Regions from separate parts of the Homo sapiens genome. Here region 1 is linked to region 2. Evidence: read pairs that join two places in POLR2A ChIA-PET (ENCODE). Cell type or tissue: MCF 10A. All regions are shown on one strand.

What was found. ChIA-PET counts read pairs that join two places held together with the same protein. Peaks named below come from ENCODE experiments on the same cell type or tissue, not always from the same donor. Only the 100,000 strongest peaks of a DNase experiment are listed, where the experiment ranks them.
Region 1: POLR2A ChIA-PET joins it to region 2 with 5 read pairs; 5 of 35 experiments call an interaction of 5 or more read pairs at or near these places.

The regions. Positions count from the first base shown.
Region 1 is chr4:142,286,562-142,290,561 of GRCh38, forward strand. All of the region lies in intron 9 of INPP4B (inositol polyphosphate-4-phosphatase type II B), which reads right to left. It also overlaps the pseudogene RPL5P13. Among named protein-coding and RNA genes, the nearest start is that of INPP4B, 560 kb to the right of the region's middle. In MCF 10A, no CTCF peak of the experiment used is centred here; no DNase peak of the experiment used is centred here.
Region 2 is chr4:142,372,266-142,376,265 of GRCh38, forward strand. All of the region lies in intron 7 of INPP4B (inositol polyphosphate-4-phosphatase type II B), which reads right to left. Among named protein-coding and RNA genes, the nearest start is that of INPP4B, 470 kb to the right of the region's middle. In MCF 10A, no CTCF peak of the experiment used is centred here; a DNase peak (open chromatin) is centred at 1,526.

The DNA.
Region 1 (4,000 bases), 86 kb before region 2:
TTTCTTACTCTGAGATAAATTTCTTAGAACTCTTTGTATCAGAATTGACTTAAATCAGACTTCTTAGGGAAGAGAATAACCTTCAGTATCACTCAATGCATTTTGTAGAAACAGGCCCGGAGAGGTTACATGAAGGGCTTATGGCCACCTTACAAGTCATCAGCAGTGCTAGGATTTATCCAAGAGTAGAAGAAATCAGAAAGATGCATCTAATTTTAAAAAATTTATTTCTGAAAACCAAAATATAAAGTGGTGGTCACTTTTTTATCTTTTTGATCTTGTTTTAGCTGCTTGATCAATTAGTTTATTGTCTTTATCTAAAAGTCTTTACAGACAATTGTGATGGTTTGGTTTGTGTCTCAACAGCCCACTACTGAGCTATGAGGACACTTGCCTTTTTTTAAGCTACTTGATCTTTCTTCCGAGCTAGAGACATTTTCCTCTTGTCTTTAATTTCTTTCTTAGGCTTCTTCTCATAGATGAGTATAGCAGTGTGAGCTTTCCTATACATCTCCTCTATGTCTAGAGTTACAATTTTCTTTATGCATTGAGAAAAATGTTTCCTACAAGCATCTTCATCTTCCATTAGGTTATGCATATAATCTCCAATGGATCTGTTGTGATCTATGACGTGCTTCTGAAGTTTCTGGCATTGAGTTCCCTACTTTCTGAATTATAACCAGGAAATCATTCAGTACCTTGAGGGATAGACAAGCTTCCATCCATAGCTCCCATCAGAGTCCCAAAAAGTTTATTTTAAGTGGTAGTTCTGACGATAGCTGCATCTAAATACAAAATACCTCCACACTATACTTTGGGAGTTCATAAGCGTCGGCTGTTCAGACGATTATATCCCCTTTTCTATAGGCATAACAGTCAGACAAATGAGTTCTCTGTTGGTTACGCAAACTGTCACCCTGAGTTTGGGCATGTTGTGTTATTTTTGTCCCGGCTTACTAAGCATTTCCGAGCATCACAATTAATTTACCCTCTGCCTTCTTCTAAATCTCAACTTGGTATCTCTTGAAGCAGGCGTTATTCTTGACAACCATTAAAAACCCCATCCTGTGGAACAGAAACCCTTAGCCTGGGGCTTGCCACAGACCTGTGGCAACAGTGATAATTTTAAAATCATAATTATTAGCGATAACAACAAGAACACACAGTTGATTTAATAAGAATAGGGCCTTAAAGCTCTATTCCACAAACTCTATTAGAATATAATGCATCTTTATTTTAGTCTACTTGGACTACCATAACAAAATAGCATATAAAACTGAAGAACTTAAAAAAACAGACATTTTTGTTTTCATAGTTGTTAGAGGCTGGAAGTCTGAGCTCAGCAGAGTTGGGTTCTGGTGAGGGCTCTCTTCCTGGCTTGCCAGTGGCTGCCTTCTAGCTGTGGCCTCACATGGGAGGGAGAGAGTAAGCTCTCAGGTATCCCTTCTTATAAGAGCACTAATCCCACCATGAGGGCCTCACACTCATCAAGTCATCCAAACTTAATTGCTTCCCAAAGACTCCATCTTTAAACACCATTACATTGGAGGGTAGGGCCTCAATATATGAATTTGGAGGGAACACAAAAATTCATCCATAACACTCTTCAAACCTCAAACCTTACAAATTGCCAGAATATGATTTAATATTGGTCATTATTTCTTCTGCTTCGAACACAGAAAACACTTGATTTGTATTTGTAAATCTCTAGAAATTTTTATCTTAAAATGGCTGATTACTAGGCCGGGCGTGTTGGCTCACGCCTGTAATCCCAGCACTTTGAGAGGCCAAGGCAGGTGGATCACGAGGTCAGCAGATAGAGACCATCCTGGTTAACATGGTGAAACCCCATCTCTACCAAAAATACAAAAAATTAGCTGAGCGTGGTGTCAGGTGCCTGTAGTCCCAGCTACTCAGGAGGCTGAGGCAGGAGAATGGTGTGAACCAGGGAGGCGGAGCTTGCAGTGAGCTGGGATCGGCCACTGCACTCCAGCCTGGGCGACAGAGCGAGACTCTGTCTCAGGAAGAAAAAAAAAGAAAAGGCTGATTACTGAATCTGGCCTATCTTCCCTAAAATAAGCCTTTAATTACAGTTCTATACATTGTCCTCGCTTTATACATTTTCTTCTCTCTCATCCTTTCTATTTTTTTTCTTTTTCTCTGAAACATAACAGCGATATAGTATTGGGTAATTTGCTCAACACCTCTAAACTTATTTTTCTCATCTGTATAATGGGGATAATAATATATTACCTGCCTTATGAGATATTTTGAAGCTTAAATGAGACAACGTGTACAAACATTCAGTAAGTTATTATTACATTCTTGGTATTCTGGTGGTAAAAGCTGCAGAATCAGTGAAGGATTCAAGTATATTATTTGAACTCTGGAATATTGCTTGGGTTTATCCTCTGCTTCACTGATTCAGTTTTCTGCAATGTCAAGTTACTCTTTCTTACTTTCAATGTATTTTTTATTTAAACCATTATGTTATTATCTTTATTATACTTTCTCCTCTCCATTCTGGTATTGTTTAATAAATTGATGTGTTATGGGACTGTCTGATGAAAGCATCAGACAGAGACTTTCTAAAATATACTTTTAGCAGTGAATTTTTAAAATATGGTGATGATTTTTCTCTCTTATTTCCTCTATTCAGAAATTTGCTTTTCTTGACTGTAATTTAAAATACTTTTCTAGGCCTTCCAGGGTTCCTTCATTATTTTGTATATTAGTTCATTAATTCATTCTTACAAACTTAACTCATCTAAACTCGATAATGTTTAAAACTGAACTTCCAATCTTTCTTTTTTAAAATTTCCAACTTTTAAGTTCAAGGGTACGTGTGCAGGACGTGAAGGTTTGTTACATAGGTAAATGTGTGTCATGGTGTTTTACTACACAGATCATCCCATCACACGGGTATTAATCCCAGCATCCACAAGCTATTCTTCCTTATCCTCTCCCTCTTCCCAGCCCCCAGCCCTTGGACAGGCCCCGTGTGTGTTGTTTCCCCAACTGTGTCCCTGTGTTCTCATCATTTAGTTCCCACTTGTGAGAACATGCAGTAGTTGGTTTTCTTTTCCTGCATTAGTTTGCTAAGGATAATGGCATCCATCTCCATCCATGTCCCTGCAAAGGACATGATATCATTCCTTTTTATGGCTGTATAGTACTCCATGGTGACCCAATCTTTCTCTTAAAACCTGTCTTACCACAGCTTCCCCTATTCAGCGACAACTTCATTGTTCCCCAAATCTAGACCAAAACTATTTAATTAAGTTTTGTTTCCTCCCTTTCTCTGAAATCTCACATTATTCATGCTGTCACAATGTTCTACCTGTCCTTTCTTCAAAATGTATCCAGAATGTGACCATGTCTTACCACCTCCCTGCAAACCACCATCACTCCTCCCTTGAATTAAGACAGAGTCCTCCTGACTGGTCCCCCTGATTTCACTCTTGCTTTCCTTCAGTCTTCTGATCCCAACACAGCATAAGTCAGGTCACTCTTCTGCTCAAAACTCTGCTATGGCTCCAAGCTTTACTCAGAGTAAAGGATGAAATGGGCACAGTGGCTTTCATTTCTATACCACCTGGAACTCATCACCACCTTGGCCTTATTTCTTTCTTCCTTTTTTTTTTTTTTTTTTTTTTTTTTTTTGAGATGGAATCTCACTCTGTTGCCCAGGCTGGAATGCAGTGGCACAATCTCAGCTCTGTGCAACTTCTGCTACCCAGGTTCAAGCGATTCTCCTGCCTCAGCCTCCTGAGTAGCTGGGATTACTAGCACCTGCCACTGCTCTGGGCTTTCTTTTTGTAGTTTTAGTAGAGATGGGGTTTCACCATCTTGGTCAGGCTGGTCGTGAACTCCTGACCTGGTGATCGACCTGCCTCGGCCTCCCAAAGTGCTGGGATTACAGGCGTGAGCCACCGTGCCCTGCTGGCCTTATTTCTTTACCTCTCCTCCATGCACTGCTCACTCAACTCTTGCCTCATTG
Region 2 (4,000 bases):
CCAGAGTCTGGGAAGGGGAGATGGTTTATAGATACACACATGCAGTTACATAGAAGGAATTAGTTATAGTGTTCAACAGCACAATAGTTAACAATCATTTACTGTTTATTTCAAAGTAGCTAGGAGAGATTTGAAATGCTCCCCACACAAAGAAATGATGAATGTTTGAGGTGATGAATATTGTAAATACCTTGATTTGATCATTACACATTCTATGCCTGTATCAAAATATCACATGTACCCCATAAATAAGTACAATCATTATATGCATAGAGGAAGGTAAAAATAAAAGCAGAAAATATCATATGCATTGGGTTCTACAATGGAAAAGACAGAGAGGGTTGGGAAGCATTTCAATGATGGGCACATCTCTCTTCCCAAGGTCTTATTTCATTTCCAGTACGACTTCTGACAGCTGGTAGAAATGTGTGCCTCTGACAGAGCAGTTTCACACATTCTCAAGTGCAAAAAGTAAGATTGACGGCATCCTTTCCATTTCCATCATCAGCTGAAGTGTCTCCTCTCTAGGAAGGAGTAATTAGCTCAGTCTTCTAGTACTGGAAGTCAAACTAAAGCATCTTGACTACACTGACTCCTGCTGCCTTCCTAGTCTCACAAATAGGAATTCATATGATTAAGCACATTTTACTTCAATCTAGGCCTTGAACCAATGACCTACCTTCTATAACTGCCTACACAATACATACATACATACACACACAGGGGCATGTAGTGCACTTCTCTTCTGGACTTGAAATACAGATGGTTTTAAACTGAATCATTTATATTCTATGCCAGAATAGAAATCAGTCTCAAATAGCTGCAGGCTCTAACAATGACTATTTTGAAAATCCAACTCCATATTATGCAGCATAGTGGAAAGAGCTCTGATTGAAGAGCCAAGTCCTGTATGTGTCATAAATTCTATTTTTGCATCTTTATTGAATAGATTGGTGCCCTTTCATAAAGCAGAAAGTGTTTGAGATGAATAGAGTAACAACATTTGACCTTTTAAGGTTCTGACAACCTAAGATTATAAATCTCAAGTATTGAGAGAAAAGTGTGTTTTCGTGAAATTGTTGGAATTGCTCCCTTTGAGACTTAAAATATATAATTAAAAACACTCCTTGCAAAATATAATAGGTATCTGAACAATAAATAATATTTACTATGTCATTTCTAGTCATCTTAGAGTATGATGATTAAGAAGAGCACAGACTCCGAAGCTAAATGGCCTGGTTCAAATCCAGTTCTACTTCATAGATTTGTGACTTTGGGAAAGCTGCTTCACCTCTCTGTGCCTCAATTTCCTCATCTAGAAAATGGGAATGACACTAATAGTATCTATGTCTTAGTACTCTTGTGAAGATTAAATGAGCAAATATGTAAGGCCTAGAGAAATGTGTCTGATACAGAGCAGTGTTACTAAGAGTTTGTTCCTGTGGTAAGGATGAAGACAAGTACATATTTAAAATATAAATATAGAACATTTTAATATAAATAAAGAGTCATTTAGGAAATATTATCTTTGGCTATATTCCCAGTTGAGAGCTTTCCTGTGGTTATTGTTAAAGCAAACAAACAAAAAGCAACTTTTCCAAAGTTAATTATAGTACTGGAATATAAATAAAAATCATGTAATAATATTAAGAACAGCAGCAATATAAACTGTCGTGCATTGAGCAGCCACGGTATGACAGGCACTCTACCAGAAGCTTAAGGAGTCAGTAATTAGACCATATAAAACAGGTGGCAAAAAAAAGGAAGAGAAAAGGAGTGTGAATGAACATGCAGAAAGATTGTTTTAGTTTAGGGTGTGTTTGAACACGTTTGTAGATAAAATGGGACAACAATTATCTCATTTTGTCCTTACAACCACCCTACGTAATACACACGCTTATTATTCCCCATTTTATTGATAAGTAAAGTAAGGCTCTCAGTGCTTAAGTAACTGGCCCATGATTACAGAATTAATTGTGTTGAAGTCTGGATATAAACCCTGATTCAGGTGAGCCACAGTTCACATTCTTAACCACATAGAGGCCATTGTTCTAAGCAAAGATGCATTTTGTATGCTATAATTTTTTTCTTATAACTTTTCTTTCAGTCATCTAGATTTCTCAGCAAAGCTTACCCAGATAGGTAAACATTTTGGAAGATGTAGAATAGAGAAGATTTTTTAGAAGGGGAGAAGTGGGAGAGAGCTTTCCATATTGCAAATTTTTGAGATGGTATGGGAAACAGCATATATGCCACTATTGAATGTAACTTCGGATATATTCTTTCATTATTCTACATGAGTTTTTAAATTACATTTACTTTGGATCCTTCAGTTTTGTCAAGCTCATCAAAATCATCTTTTTATTGATATTGTTATTAATGTTAAGAAATGACTAGACAACACTAATTTCTTCATGCTTCTTAAGGAAGTCACATTACTGGTGATCTTCATATAACACAATTTACTCCCAACCAGAATCTCCAAATATGTCATGAAAAATAATTATCAATTCCGTTTTTTATTCAATGAGGTAGGTCTAAGAGAGGCATTTTATTATTTCTCATTTGGTAAATTGATCCAAGGAAGGAACTGTAATGTATATAATACTGTAGAAGAAATTTTATAATCTAAACTTAAAAAATAAAAGCAGTGACTTCTAGTAAAGGTAGGAACAATTACCAAGAGATCTCCAGCTCTCCGTTCTGGAACCCTCACTTAAACACCCTAAACTAATACAACCTTTCTGTGTGTTCATTCACACTCCTTTTCTCTTCCTTCTTTTTGCTACCCATCTTATACGGTCTAATCACTCACTCCTTAATCTCTCAGATTCTAATCTCTTTTCAGCACCTATTTTCTGAAAGGCCAGCAACCTCCCAATCAATAAATCCATTTTTTTTTCATCTTCCTTGACAGCTCTGTGGAGCTAGTCAACACTGACCAACCTTCCTCTTTGTCTTAAAATTCTTCCATAATTTGTTTTTCAGGACACTGCACTACTTGCTTCCCTCCCCCACCCTTTTTTTCTTACTACTCTTAATCTTGTAACTGAAAGCTGATCTTTTCATTCTCCATATGTCAGTGTCAGTATTTCTCAAGGTTCTTTGATCATTTTCTCCTTCAATGTTTATTTCTCGAGTCATTTTCAAAGATCACTTCTGTAAGGATGCCTCCCAAATCTTTATTCCAAACCCTGTGGCTGTTTGCTTAATAAAAAAGTCATTTCCAACCAGCTTTTTTGCACATCCCACTCTAAGGAGTTTGGAAGTAGAGATACTTGCTTTATCAGCTTTCCTTGCTACTATTGGTAGCCATGGGACACAATTTTGGCAAATGAAATTAGAGAAAAAAGTCTAAGAGAGGTGTACTTTCTTGAATAAAAGGGACAAAATCAGAGGTACTACTCCTTTCCCCTTTGCTTCCTGGCTTATAAAGCAAACATAAGGCCTTAGAACTTTTGCATTTATCTTGCAACTATGCAGTGAGAGACAAGCATGTGAACTAAAGGTCAAGATGATTAGCATGGTAAAGTGGAAAGAGAAAAATCCTGGGCCTTTGATAATATCATTAGGAATCTGACCCAATAACAGCAAGTGCCCACACCTGGACTTTTTGCTGCGTGAGGGAAAAAATAAAGCCTAATTATTTAAGCTACTATTAGACAGACGTCTCTAGACAATAAAAATCTTGTCACTGTATCTTCATTCCATTCACTTATTTCCAAATTATTGCTTTGATATTTCTACATGGATATCCATCTGCAGGTCAAATTTATTATAATGAAAATCAAATTGATATAAAGAGGCCTGTGCATATGTCATTTCTTTATAGTTTCTTAATACATGGTAGCATTTTATATGGAATAAGTATTGAAATATTTAAGTAAATTAGTAAATTGTGACACAACTGAAACCTAGTGTAGCAAATATAATTTCTAGGAACTTTCAATTAGTGGAAATAGCATGAAGATATATAGTTCTTCTTCCCACCTGACTATTT